2 separate regions of the Homo sapiens genome follow, and region 2 is linked to region 1. Evidence: read pairs that join two places in POLR2A ChIA-PET (ENCODE). Cell type or tissue: A673. All regions are shown on one strand. Links, peaks and the distances in the headings refer to the core of each region. The heading gives the core; the rest is flanking DNA.

Region 1 (5,964 bases), core at 382-5,381:
CTCAGGCTGGAGTGCAGTGGCGCAATCTCGGCTCACTGCAACCTCCACCTCCTGGGTTCAAGCGATTCTCCTGCCTCAGCCTCCCGAGTAGCTGGGATTACAGGCACGTGCCACCACACCCAGCTAATTTTCGTATTTTTAGTAGAGACAGGGTTTTGCCATGTTGGCCAGGCTGGTCTCGAACTCCTGACCTCAAGTGATCTGCCCACCTCAGCCTCCCAAAGTGCTGGGATTACAGGCGTGAGCCACCACATCCGGCCTTATAAGTAATATTTTGAAGGTAAAAAGAAAAAGATAACAGGTTTGTTTCTCCAAAGAAGCTATACAAACGGCCAATAAGCACATGAAAGGATGTTCAATATTACTAGCCACCAGGTAAATACAAATCAAAATCACGATGAGATACCACACTGCACACTCACTAGGATGACTATAATCAAAAAGACATAGAAGTGCTGGTGAGGATTTGGACAAGCTGAACCTCATTCATTGCTGGTGGTACAACCACTTTGGAAAACAGTATTGTACTGCCTCAAAAGGTAGAGTTCGCATATGACCCAGCAATTCTATAACATTCTTAGGTATAGGCCCAACATAAAAGCAAGCATATGTCTACACAAAAAATTAGACACAAGAGCCAGGCATAGTGGCTTACGCCTGTAATCCCAGCACTTTGGGAGGCTGAGGTGGGCGGATCACCTGAGGTCAGGAGTTTGAGACAAGCCCAGGCAACATGGCGAAACCCTGTCTCTACTAAAACTATAAAAATTAACTGGGTGTGGTGGCAGGCGCCTGTAATCCCAGCTATTGGGGAGGCTGAGGCAGGAGATTTGCTTCAACCCAGGAGGTGGAGGTTGCAATGAGCCGAGATCACGCCATTGCACTCCAGCCTGGGAGACAAGGGCGAAACTCCATCTCAAAAACAAAAACAAAAAATTTATACATGAATGCTCACAGCAGCAGTATTCATGAGACAAAAAGTAGAAACAATCCAAAGGTTCATCAAGTGATGAAGAGACACAATGTGGTATTGGGGTATATCTACACAACAGAATATTACTCAACCATAAAAAGGAATCAAGGGCAGATGCATGCCACAACATGGAGGAACCCTGAAAACACTATGTTAAGCGAAGGAAGCCAGTCATAATGTATGATTCCCTTTATAAGAAATGTCCAGAATAAACAAATCTGTAGAGACGAGAGTAGATTTGCCATGTTGCCCAGGCTGGCATCAAACTCCTGGCCTCCTGCCTAGGGCTGGGAAAGTTGGCAGAAATAAGGAGTGACTGCTAATGGATACATGATTTCTTCTGGGGATGACAAAAATATATTAAAACTTACTTTTCCAAATGGGAGAAAAGGAAAAAAAATGAAAATATAATAAAACTGATAATGGTGATGGGTGCATAACTGCGAATATACTAAAAAACCACTGAATTGTATACTTTAAGTTACTAAACTGTATGGCATATGAATTATATCTCAATAAAGCTGTTATTTTTTAAAAAACTGGTGTACTTAGCAGTTTTCCTACTTACTATCTACAACCAGTTATTTTCTTTTTTTTTTTTTTTTTTTTTTTTAAGAGACAGGCTCTCACTCTGACACCCAAGCTGGAGTGCAATGGCACAATCATGGCTTACTGCAGCCTCAACCTCCTGGGCTCAAGGAATCCTCCCACCTCAGCCTCCTGAGTAGCTGAGACCACAGGTACACAACCATCCCTGGCTAACTTTTGTTTTTGTAGAAATGGAGTTTTGCCATGTTGCCCTGAGCTCACGGGATCCATCCACTTCAGCCTCCCAAAGTGCTGGGATTACAGGGGTGAGCCACCACACCTGGCCAAAAAAATTTTTTAATAAGAAGACTGAGGCCAGGCGTGGTGGCTCACCCCTGTAATCCCAGCACTTTGGAAGGCTGAGGTGGGCGGATTTCATGAGGTCATCAGTTTGAGACCAGCCTGGCCAACATGGCGAAACCCCGTCTCTACTAAAAATACAAAAATTAGACGGGCAAGGTGGCACGTGTTTGTAATCTCAGCTACTCAAGAGGCTGAGGCAGGAGAATCATTTGAACTCGGTAGGCGGAGGTTGCAGTGAGTCAAGATCACGCCACTGCACTCCAGCCTGGGTGACAGAGCGAGACTCCGTCTCTAAAAAACAAAAAAAAACCAAAGTACATACTCTAAAGTATCAAAAAGATTCCTCTGGGCAGTAGCATCATGGATAATTTGTTTTTTTCTGTGTTTTTGTATCTATGCAAATTTTATAATTTATACAATTAACCTACATATTTTAAGAAGAGAACATTATGTTACTAAAATGTAAAGCCCATCTTAAAACTAATACATAAAGAAAAAAATAAACCTGAGACCCTAAAAAAAACTTCACTGGAAAACATTTTCTAAAATCTAAACTTGACTAGATTCTCAAGATGACAACCTAAGCAAGCTACGTATCCCTTTCAACAGAAACTAGTCACATGGTTTCATGTAATAAAGACACCCACTTTTCAGAAACCCAGGCAATAAGTTTTCTTTCACTTAGGCTATAAAAAAAATCACCCTGCTTATAAAGTTTATTTACGGTCTAGAAAGGAAAAGTCTAAATAGGTCCCTTCCTGCTTTAAGGTATTAGAACATAATGTCTCTAATAAAAAGTCATTATATGGGGTAAATCAGGAAGAGAGAGGAGGCAAGAGGTCAAAGGCCTTGATTAAAAGATTTTCAGGAAAACATCCCTACTGACTCTTATCTTTCCTGAGAAGAGGGGGAGAATATGCCAAATATTTCACTACAATACTTGAGTAAAAGAAGGGATTTTTAGAATCGGGGGGAAAAAGACTTATTATATTGCCTCCCTTTATACATCAAACCCAAGTTTTGGATGATTTGCACACCCTGAACATCTGGATCTTCTGGGCCTTAACTTCGGAGAAGATATTATAAATCAAGGACTCGGCAATTTTAAGTGTTAAAAAGGGGCAGAGTTAAACTGGGATCTATCCAAATCATACTTAGACATAAGTAAGCAAAGGAGCAAACAAACACCAAACTGCTTAATTCAAGTCGGAAGTATTTTAGAGCTTACGCTTATAGAAAACATTAGGGCAGCAAAATGTCTGCCTGTAGTCTCATTAGCATTCCTGCAAAGAGGTGGATGAGAATAAACTTCCCCAGGGTAAGAGACACCAAGGAGGGTTCCCAATAGGGATTCTGTAATATGACTACTTCCTCTTTTGAGAGATTTTGAAAGCATACTTTTAAGATTTTGTTGCTGAACCACAATAAATAGACAATTAAAAAGTAGACCCACCCATTGAGTTAGTGCTAGTGGAATATGTCCTTCTGGAAGTGCCATATGGAGATTAAAAGAAAAAAAAAAAAAGCTCTTTACTCATTGTGGCCAAGATTCCTTGGTACTTGGTGCCAGGGCCAGGATATTACCCCAGATGTCCTAGCCAAATTCAAGGTTGGCTAATTACACTCTGACAAACTACAAGCAACAAAAAAAGTCTCCCTCTGTTCCCTTGATTGAAACCTGAAGAGGTCACTCTTCCTTGAAATTGTTTTTATTTTTTAATTTTGATTGAATTGTACACTTTAATATGTGTACTTTGGTTTTGGGGGTTTGTTTTTTGTTTGTTTGTTTTTTTTGAGACAGGGTCTCACTCTGTTGTCCAGCTTGGAGTGCAGTGGCGTGAACACAGCTCACTGTAGCCTCCTGGGATCAGATTTCTTGGGTTTAAGAGATCCTCCTGCCTCAGCCTCCCAAGTAGGTGGGACTACAGGCATGTATCATCATATTCAGCTAGTTTTTTTAAGTTTTTGTAGAGACGGAAGTCTCAATGTGTTGCCCAGGCTGATCTCAAACTCCTGGACTCAAGCGATCCTCCTGCCTTACTCTCCCAAAGTGCTGGGATTATAGACATGAGCCACTGCACCTGGCCAAATATCTGTTTTGTTTTGTTGTTTCTTTTTTGAGACGGAGTTTCTATCTTTTTGCCCAGGCTGGAGTGCAATGGCGCAATCTCAGCTCACTGCAACCTCCACCTCAAAGGTTCAAGTGATTCTCCTGCCTCAGTCTCCCAAGTAGGTGGGATTACAGGCACCTGCCACCATGCCTGGTTAATTTTTTGTATTTTTAGAAGAGACGGGGTTTCACCATGTTGGCCAGGATGGTCTTGATCTCTTGACCTTGTGATGCACCCGCCTCGGCCTCCCAAAGTGCTGGGATTTACAGGCATGAGCCACCACGCCCAGCCCAAAATTCTTGTACAGTACCATCGGTCATTATGGTTTCCCTTAAGAGTGCATTGTAACTCAAATGCCAACTTAAAGCATACGGATTCTTTGAGTTCCGCCTATATGGGAAACACATTATGTATATTAAAAATGCTAAAAAAAAATTAGCTGGGCATGGTGGCGCATGCCTATAATCCCAGCTACTCAGGAGGCTGAGGCATGAGAATCCTCTGAACCCAGGAGGTGGAGGCTGCAGTGAGTCAAGATTACACCAGTACACTCCAGCCTCGGCGACGGAGTGAGACTCTGTCTCAAAAAATAATAATAATAAATAATTTTTTAAAAAAACATAAGACGCTGTTAATAGTTTAAAGCCTCCCTAAACAGCTATCTAAAAACTCGTATCTTGGCAAATACTGACGACTGACACTGCTTTCCAATTAAGATTGAAAAGTGGCTGGGCGCAGTGGCTCACGCCTGTAATCCCAGCACTTTGGGAGGCAGAGGCGGGCGGATCACGAGGTCAGGAGATCAAGACCATCCTGGCCAACACAGTGAAACCCCATCTCTACTAAAAATACAAAAAAATTAGCCGGGTGTGGTGGCGGGCGCCTGTAGTCCCAGCTACTCGGGAGGCTGAGGCAGGAGAATGCCGTGAACCTGGGAGGCGGAGCTTGCAGTGAGCCGAGATGGCGCCACTGCACTCCAGCCTGGGCGACAGAGTGAGACTCCATCTCAAAAAAAAAAAAAAAAAAAAGTGTTATCTAAAGTTTTCTATTAAACATAGATTTTGGCTAGGCACAGTGGCTCACGCCTGTAATCCCACCACTTTGGGAGGCCAAGGCGGGTGGATCACCTGAGGTCAGGAGTTTGAGACCAACCTGGCCAAAATGGTGAAACACTGTTTCTACTAAAAATGCAAAAATCAGCCGTGCGTGGTGGAGTGTGCCTGTAATCCCAGCTACTCAAGAGGCTGAGGCAGGAGAATTGCTTGAACCCGGGAGGCAGAGGTTGCAGTGAGCTAAGATCGTGCCACTGCACTCCAGCTTGAGTGACAGAGGGAGACTCCATCTCAAAAAAAAACCCATAGATTTTGAACTATAAAACTTTAAGACTAAAAAGGACGGCTTTGTTACAAGGTGCGCAATTCCAGGAAAAAGCTATATACACCAATATCAAGTTATCAGGCCTCCCAAAGTTAAGCAAGATCCTGGGCCTGGCACGGTGGCTCATGCCTGTAATCCCAGCACTGTGGGAGGCTGAGGTGGGTGCATCATGAGGTCAGGAGTTCAAGACCAGCCTGGCCAAGATGGTGAAACCCTGTCTCTACTAAAAACACAAAAACTATCTGGGCGTGGTGGCAGGCGCCTGTAATCCCAGCTACTCAGGAGGCTGAGGCAGAGAATCGCTTGAACCCGGGAGGCAGAGGTTGCAGTGAGCCAAGATAGCGCCACTGCTCTCCAGCCTGGGTGATAGAAAAAAAAAGTCCTGAACAGTCCTGAACAGATGGATAGAAATAGGAAAGTATACACTCAATAGCACATCTGAACATCAAGTACTGGGCTGGCCTTTGTGCCATTGCCAAGGTATTCTGTACATTACTTAAAATAACCTAAACTGGGCTCAATTTCTATTCACTAGCTGTGTGGACTTTTAGGCAAATTAGGGAAATTCTTTGAGCCTCATTTTCCCCCATATCTTTATCTTCATCAAAATCA
Region 2 (5,964 bases), core at 373-5,372, 370 kb before region 1:
ATAATATAATTATAGTAAATATTTTATTTTGGGCCAGGTGTGGTGGCTCATGCCTGTCATCCCAGCACTTTAGGAGGCCGAGATGGGAGGATCATTTGAAGTCAGGAGTTGGAGACCAGCCTGGTCTCTATGGTAAAATCCCATCTCTACTAAAAATACAAAAATTATTGGGTGTGGTGGCACACGCCTGTAATCCCAGCTACTTGGGAGGCTGAGGCAGGAGAATCACTTGAACCTGGAGGCAAAGGTTGCAGTGAGCTGAGATCATGCCACTGCATTCCAGCCTGGGCGACAGAGCAAGACTCCATAAAAAAAAAAAATTATTTTACTGTATTCAAAAATAGAGACAGGGTCTTGCTATGTTGCCCAGGCTGTTTCCAAACTCCTGAGTTCAAGCAATCCTCCTCCCTCAACCTCCCAAAGTGCTGGGAGTATAGGCATGATCCACTGTGCCCAGCCTATAATAAAAATTTTAAAAACCTTGGCATGTTAACAGCTCACATTTATGAAACCGTCACAATGTGCCAAGTATTGTGCTAAGCCCGTTACATCATTGCCTCATTTGAGTCTAATAACCAACCGCATTTTACAGATGGAGAAACTAAGGCCCAGTGAGGTGAAGTAACATGCATGGTTAGCAAGTTCATAACTTCCAGTGCCATTGATGGCATTTGAGGTTGGTTCTTTGAAGACAGAATCCAGGTTTGTGGCTGGCCGTGGTGGCTCACACCCATAATCCTAGGACTTTGGGAGGCCAAGTTGTGAGGATCGTTTAAGGTCAGGAGTTGGAGAGCAGCCTGGCCAAACAATGGTGAAACCCCATCTCTACTAAAAATACAAAAATTAGCCGGGCATGGTGGTGGGCACCTGTAATCCCAGCTACTCGGGAGGCTGAGGCAGGAAAATCCCTTGAATCGGGAAGGGGAGGTTGCAGTGAGCCAAGATTGCACCACTGCACTCCAGCCTGGGCAAGAGAGTGAGGCCGTGTCTCCAAAAAAAAAAAAAAAAAACCAAAAGATCCAGATTTGTGACCTGGATAAACTCTCCAGAAAAATCTAGGATGCTGAACAAACCAGGTCCCCAGACACAGGTGCCCTGTTGACTTTCTGATTTTCATTTTAGTGCACGTGCAGCCGAAAGCCAGTCAGACTGCAGAGTGTGTAAATGGGAAGGTCAGGGAAAGGTGTGGGCCGGGCAAGTTTTCTGGAAGGCTTCAAGTGGGAGGATGGGTACAGCAGGGGATGAAGGAGAGGGCGGTGCCCCGGGCCCTTTAGTCCACAAGACTCAGCTGAAGTTAGCCCAAGTATCAGGGTCACGCTGTTACCAGGCTACCAGGCTAGACCAGACGTTAAACATTAGTGCTCATTGTCATTCATTAACAGAGCCTCAGGAACCTACGGGGCCAGCCTCTTGCGCGTGTGCTTGCCATAGGAAGGAAGTCTAGTTTTTCTCAAGGGAGAAATCGGGGAGCACACATCCTTCTTTTTTTTTTTTAAGTCCCAGAATTCACAAGAGGATGCTTTTGTGTAACGAGCACCCCAGAGTACAGTTAAAATCAGATCCAGGTTACCCGTGTGGGGCCGCCTGACTGCCTGGTGCTTCCTCGGCAGGTTGAGGTAGAGGAGGGGCGTGGGGCTGGGAGTTGGGCAGATGGGTCCGGCAAGTGGCTCTGCTGCTCCCAGCCTCAGTTTCCCCCTCCGGAAAGTGAAGGTGGTAACGGTGCCTTTCCAACGGGTTGTGGGGAGGATTCCACGAGGTGTCCATAAATGCTTCTGCCCAGTGCCTGGCATGGTGGCAGGTGCCCAGGTCTGTTGGGGTGTCTCTGTCTCTTTCTCATGTTTACAAAAGTGGCCATCGCCCCGGGTGCAGCATGGCCCCCAGAAAGGCTGCTTTGGTTTTGAAACCTCCACTTGGGTCTCTGCTGTTTAAAACGACTCTCCTAGGTTGGGCACAGTGGCTCAGGCCTATGATCTCAGTGCTTTGGGAGGCCAAGACAGGAGGATCACTTGAGCCCAGGGGTCCAAGACAGCCTGGGCAACATAGTGAGACCCCATCTCTACAAAAAACTTAAAAATTAGCCAGATGCAGTGGCACATGCCTGTGGCCCCAGCTACTCAGGAGGCAGAGGCAGGAGGATGGCTTGAGCCTAGGAGTTCGAGGCTGCAGTGAGCTATGATTGTGCTGCTGTACTCCAGCCTGGGCAACAGAGCAAGACCCTGTCTCTAAAAATAAAAAATACATAAATGGCTGGGTGTGGTGGCTTACTCCTGTAATCCCAGCACTTTGGGAGGTTGAAGCGGGCAGATCACCTGAGGTCAGGAGTTCAAGAGCAAGCCTGACCAACATGGCGAAACCCCGTCTCTACTAAAAAATAATAAAAACAAAAGTTAACTGGGCATGTTGGTGCATGCCTGTAATCCCAGCTACCTGGGAGGCTGAGGCATGAGAATCGCTTGAACCAGGAGGTGGAGATTATAGTGAGCCGAGATCGCGCCACCGCACTCCAGCCTGGGTGACAGACTCCATCTCAAAAAAATAAATAGAGTGACTCTGTGCCTGAGAAGGGGGTGCAGGACAAGGGGAGGTGCAGCCCGGGCCCCAGCTCTGCCCCCAGCCCAACTGTAAATGCCATTGCCCAATTACCCCTTCTCTTTCTTCTTTGTATTGTGAAGGGTTTTGTTGTCAAGAACAGTAGAGAGAGGAATACGATCCCCCTGTACACTCCACCTTGATTTTCATGAACACGGTGCCACATTTGTCTCATCTATTTTTTCAATGTGTTAGATTTTTGTAATTAAAATATAATTCACATATAAAAAATACACAGCTAGTGGCCGGGTGTGATGGCTCACACCTGTAATCCCAGCACTTTGGTAGGCTGAGGTGGGCAGATCACCTGAGGCCAAGAGTTCGAGACCAGGCTGGCCAACATGGAGAAACCCGTCTCTACTAAAAAATACAAAACTCAGCCAGGTATGGTGGCAGGCGCCTGTAATCTACTTGGGAGGCTGAGGCAGGAGTATTGCTTGAACCCAGGAGGTGGAGGTTGCAGCGAGCCCAGATCGCGCCATTGCACTCCAATTTGGGCGACAGAGCAAGACTCCATCTCAAAAAAAAAAAAAAAAAGTGTAAAAGTTCAGGGAGTCCTGACAGTGGCCGGCAGCCTGCACTGAAGTATTTTCTGGTAAATTTCCCTGCCTCATGACATTCAAGTCTGCACCTAAACGTCATAGCATGCATTGCTGAAAATATGACGTTTCTACATACCCACTGTCCCATGATCACTTCTAACTAAATTAACAACAGTTCCTTAATAGCTTTTAAAACCCAGACCATATTCAAATTCCCCAATTGTTCCAAAGTGTTACAGCTGGCACGTTTGAAACAGGATCCAAATCATTTCCATACATCATATTTAGTCGAGTCTCCTAGCTTTCTTTATTCTAAAGTCATCTCCCCTCCCCCAACTTTTTTTTTTTTTTAAATATGATACTGACTTTAAGGGAGTGGACCACGTGTCCCGTGGAATATGCCACCTCCCGCTGTCTCTCTCTCCCTTTTATTTCCTATCAAGTGGAACTCAGCTCCAGGCTGGATGCAGTCAGACAGAACGCCTTGGCAATCCCGCCTCACGGACCATGCCGTGTCTTCTGTATCGCTTCCCTGCCAGACACACAAGACGTCTGGTTTCTACACCCAGAATGAGGCCTCAAATGTCCCCCCAGGATTTTAAATATGTTAGGCCACCATCCCCAGCTGGCTGCCTCCAGACGCAGGGTACAGTTGGCTCAGTGTGGGGAAGGTCAGGCCAGTGCCGGAATTCTTTGCCTCTCTGGACACATGGGATGGCTGTGGTGCTTGGGTGGGTGGGTGGGTGGGGGTCAGGGGGCGGGAGTGAGCTCAGGGGTCCCAGGAGGAGGCGTATCCAGTATCCAGACCCCTACCACACGGCCGGGTGCAGTGGCTCAACGCCTGTAATCCCACCACTTTGGGAGGCCGAGGCAGGAGGATTACCTGAGGTCAGGAGTTCGAGACGGGTCTGGCCAACATGGTGAAACCCCATCTCTACTAAAAATACAAAATTAGCCAGGCGTGGTGGCAAGTACCTGTAATCCCAGCTACTCGGGAGGTGGAGGCAGTGAGCCAAGATTGCACCACGGTCCTCCAGCCTGGTTGACAGAGCGAGATCCGTCTCAAAAAAAAAAAAAACGGTAACCAGACCCCTCCCCGGGAGAGCTGCCATGGGGTTCCGGGCATTGAGGCACAGGGATGCTGAGCCCTCTGACCTACCCGTCCTTGGCAGCTGTGGGATTTCATCCTGTGGTTCTGTTCCCACCCCCTACAGACGATAACAGCAACCAGAGCTCCATCGCAGATGCCTCCCCCATCAAACAGGAGAACAGCAGCAACTCCAGCCCCGCTCCAGAGCCCAACTCGGCTGTGCCCAGCGACGGCACCGAGGCCAAGGTGGATGAGGCCCAGGCTGATGGGAAGGAGCACCCAGGAGCTGAAGGTATGTGGCCTCTGGAGGTGGGGCTCTGACGGCCTCCCTGTAACCGGCCTTCAGGCAGTCTGTGGCTAGGTGTTCCAGGAGGCCCTGTCATGTGCCAGCCCCAGCAAGGAGACAGTAAAGAGAGGTGACACCTGGAGTACATGGTCTCGTGGGGGAATTAAAAAAATCAGACAGGCCAGGTGCAGTGGCTCATGCCTGTAATCCCTGCACTTTAGGAGGCCAAGGTGTGAGGACTGCTTGAGCCTAGGAGTTCAAGACCAGCCTGGGCAACATAGCAAGACCTCATCTCTACCAAAAAAAAAAAAATAGCCAAGTGTGGTGGCACACACCTGTGATCCAGCTACTCAGGAGGCCGAGGTCGGAGGATCACTTGAGCACAGGAGGTCAAGACTACTACAGTGAGCCATGATCATGCCTCCGCACTCCAGCCTGGGTGACAATAAGACCCTGTCTCAATAATAAGTAAATAAATAAAAATCAAACAATTGGCCAGGCATGGTGGCTCACACCTATAATCCTAATGCTTTGGAAGGCTGAAGCAGGAGGATCACTTGAGGCCAAGAGTTTGAGACCAGCCTGGATAGCATAGCAAGACCCTGTCTCTACAAAAAAATGCTTTAAGATGAGCTGGGCATGGTGGCATGTGCCTGTGGTCCCAGCTACTCAAGAGGCTGAGGCGGGAGTATCCCTTGAGCTCAGGAGTTGGAGGCTGCAGTGAGCCGTGATCACACAACTGAACTCCAGCCTGGGTGACAGAGTGAGACCCTGGCTCAAAATATAATTATATTAATAAATTTTAAATGTATTTAAAAATCAGACAACCTAGTATTAGGAAGATAAGTGTGGCAGAGAATTATAAAGTAGGAAAGGGGTGGGGGGTCTTGCTGAATGACCTGGAGAGTTGCAGTTTTAAATGGGGTGGTCGGGGCGGCCTTTGAATAAGACAAGGCTCAAACTGGGCGACTGAGCAAGCCATGTGGGGATCTGGGAGGAGAGCAGTGTGGGCAGAGGTAAGAGTGAGTGAGGAGCTGGAAAATAAGATGGGCACCAGGCGCGGTGGCTCACGCCTGTAATCCCAGCACTTTGGGAGGCCGAGGCAGGCGGATCACTTGAGGTCAGGAGTTCAAGACCAGCCTGGCCAACACGGTGAAACCCTGTCTCTACTAAAAATACAAAAATTAGCAGAGTGTGGTGGCATGTGCCTGTAATTCCAGCTAGTCAGGAGGCTGAGGCAAGAGAATCACTTGAACCCAGGAGGCGGAGGTTGCAGTGAGCCGAAATTGTGCCATTGCACTCCAGTCTGGGCGATAGAGCAAGACTCTGTCTCAGAAAAATTTTAAAAAGTTAATAATAATACGGGGTCAGACAGCAGGCAGCGCCTCAGGTGTGGGGGGCTCGTAAGGCCACTGCCTGGCCTGGGTTTTCATGGTAAGACGGGAGCCACTGGGGGC

The links. Peaks named below come from ENCODE experiments on the same cell type or tissue, not always from the same donor. Only the 100,000 strongest peaks of a DNase experiment are listed, where the experiment ranks them.
Region 2: POLR2A ChIA-PET joins it to region 1 with 9 read pairs; 3 of 35 experiments call an interaction of 5 or more read pairs at or near these places.

Annotation. Positions count from the first base shown.
Region 1 is chr12:122,410,499-122,416,462 of GRCh38, forward strand. All of the region lies in intron 1 of CLIP1 (CAP-Gly domain containing linker protein 1), which reads right to left. Among named protein-coding and RNA genes, the nearest start is that of CLIP1, 9.2 kb to the right of the region's middle. RefSeq lists enhancers at 5,638-5,697, 5,738-5,857. In A673, for the core only: no CTCF peak of the experiment used is centred there; DNase peaks (open chromatin) are centred at 2,643 and 3,183; H3K4me3 peaks cover 924 bases; H3K27ac peaks cover 3,381 bases.
Region 2 is chr12:122,039,541-122,045,504 of GRCh38, forward strand. It overlaps BCL7A (BAF chromatin remodeling complex subunit BCL7A), which reads left to right. Exons shown (of 6, transcript NM_001024808.3): 4 at 4,346-4,513. Among named protein-coding and RNA genes, the nearest start is that of BCL7A, 21 kb to the left of the region's middle. In A673, for the core only: no CTCF peak of the experiment used is centred there; no DNase peak of the experiment used is centred there.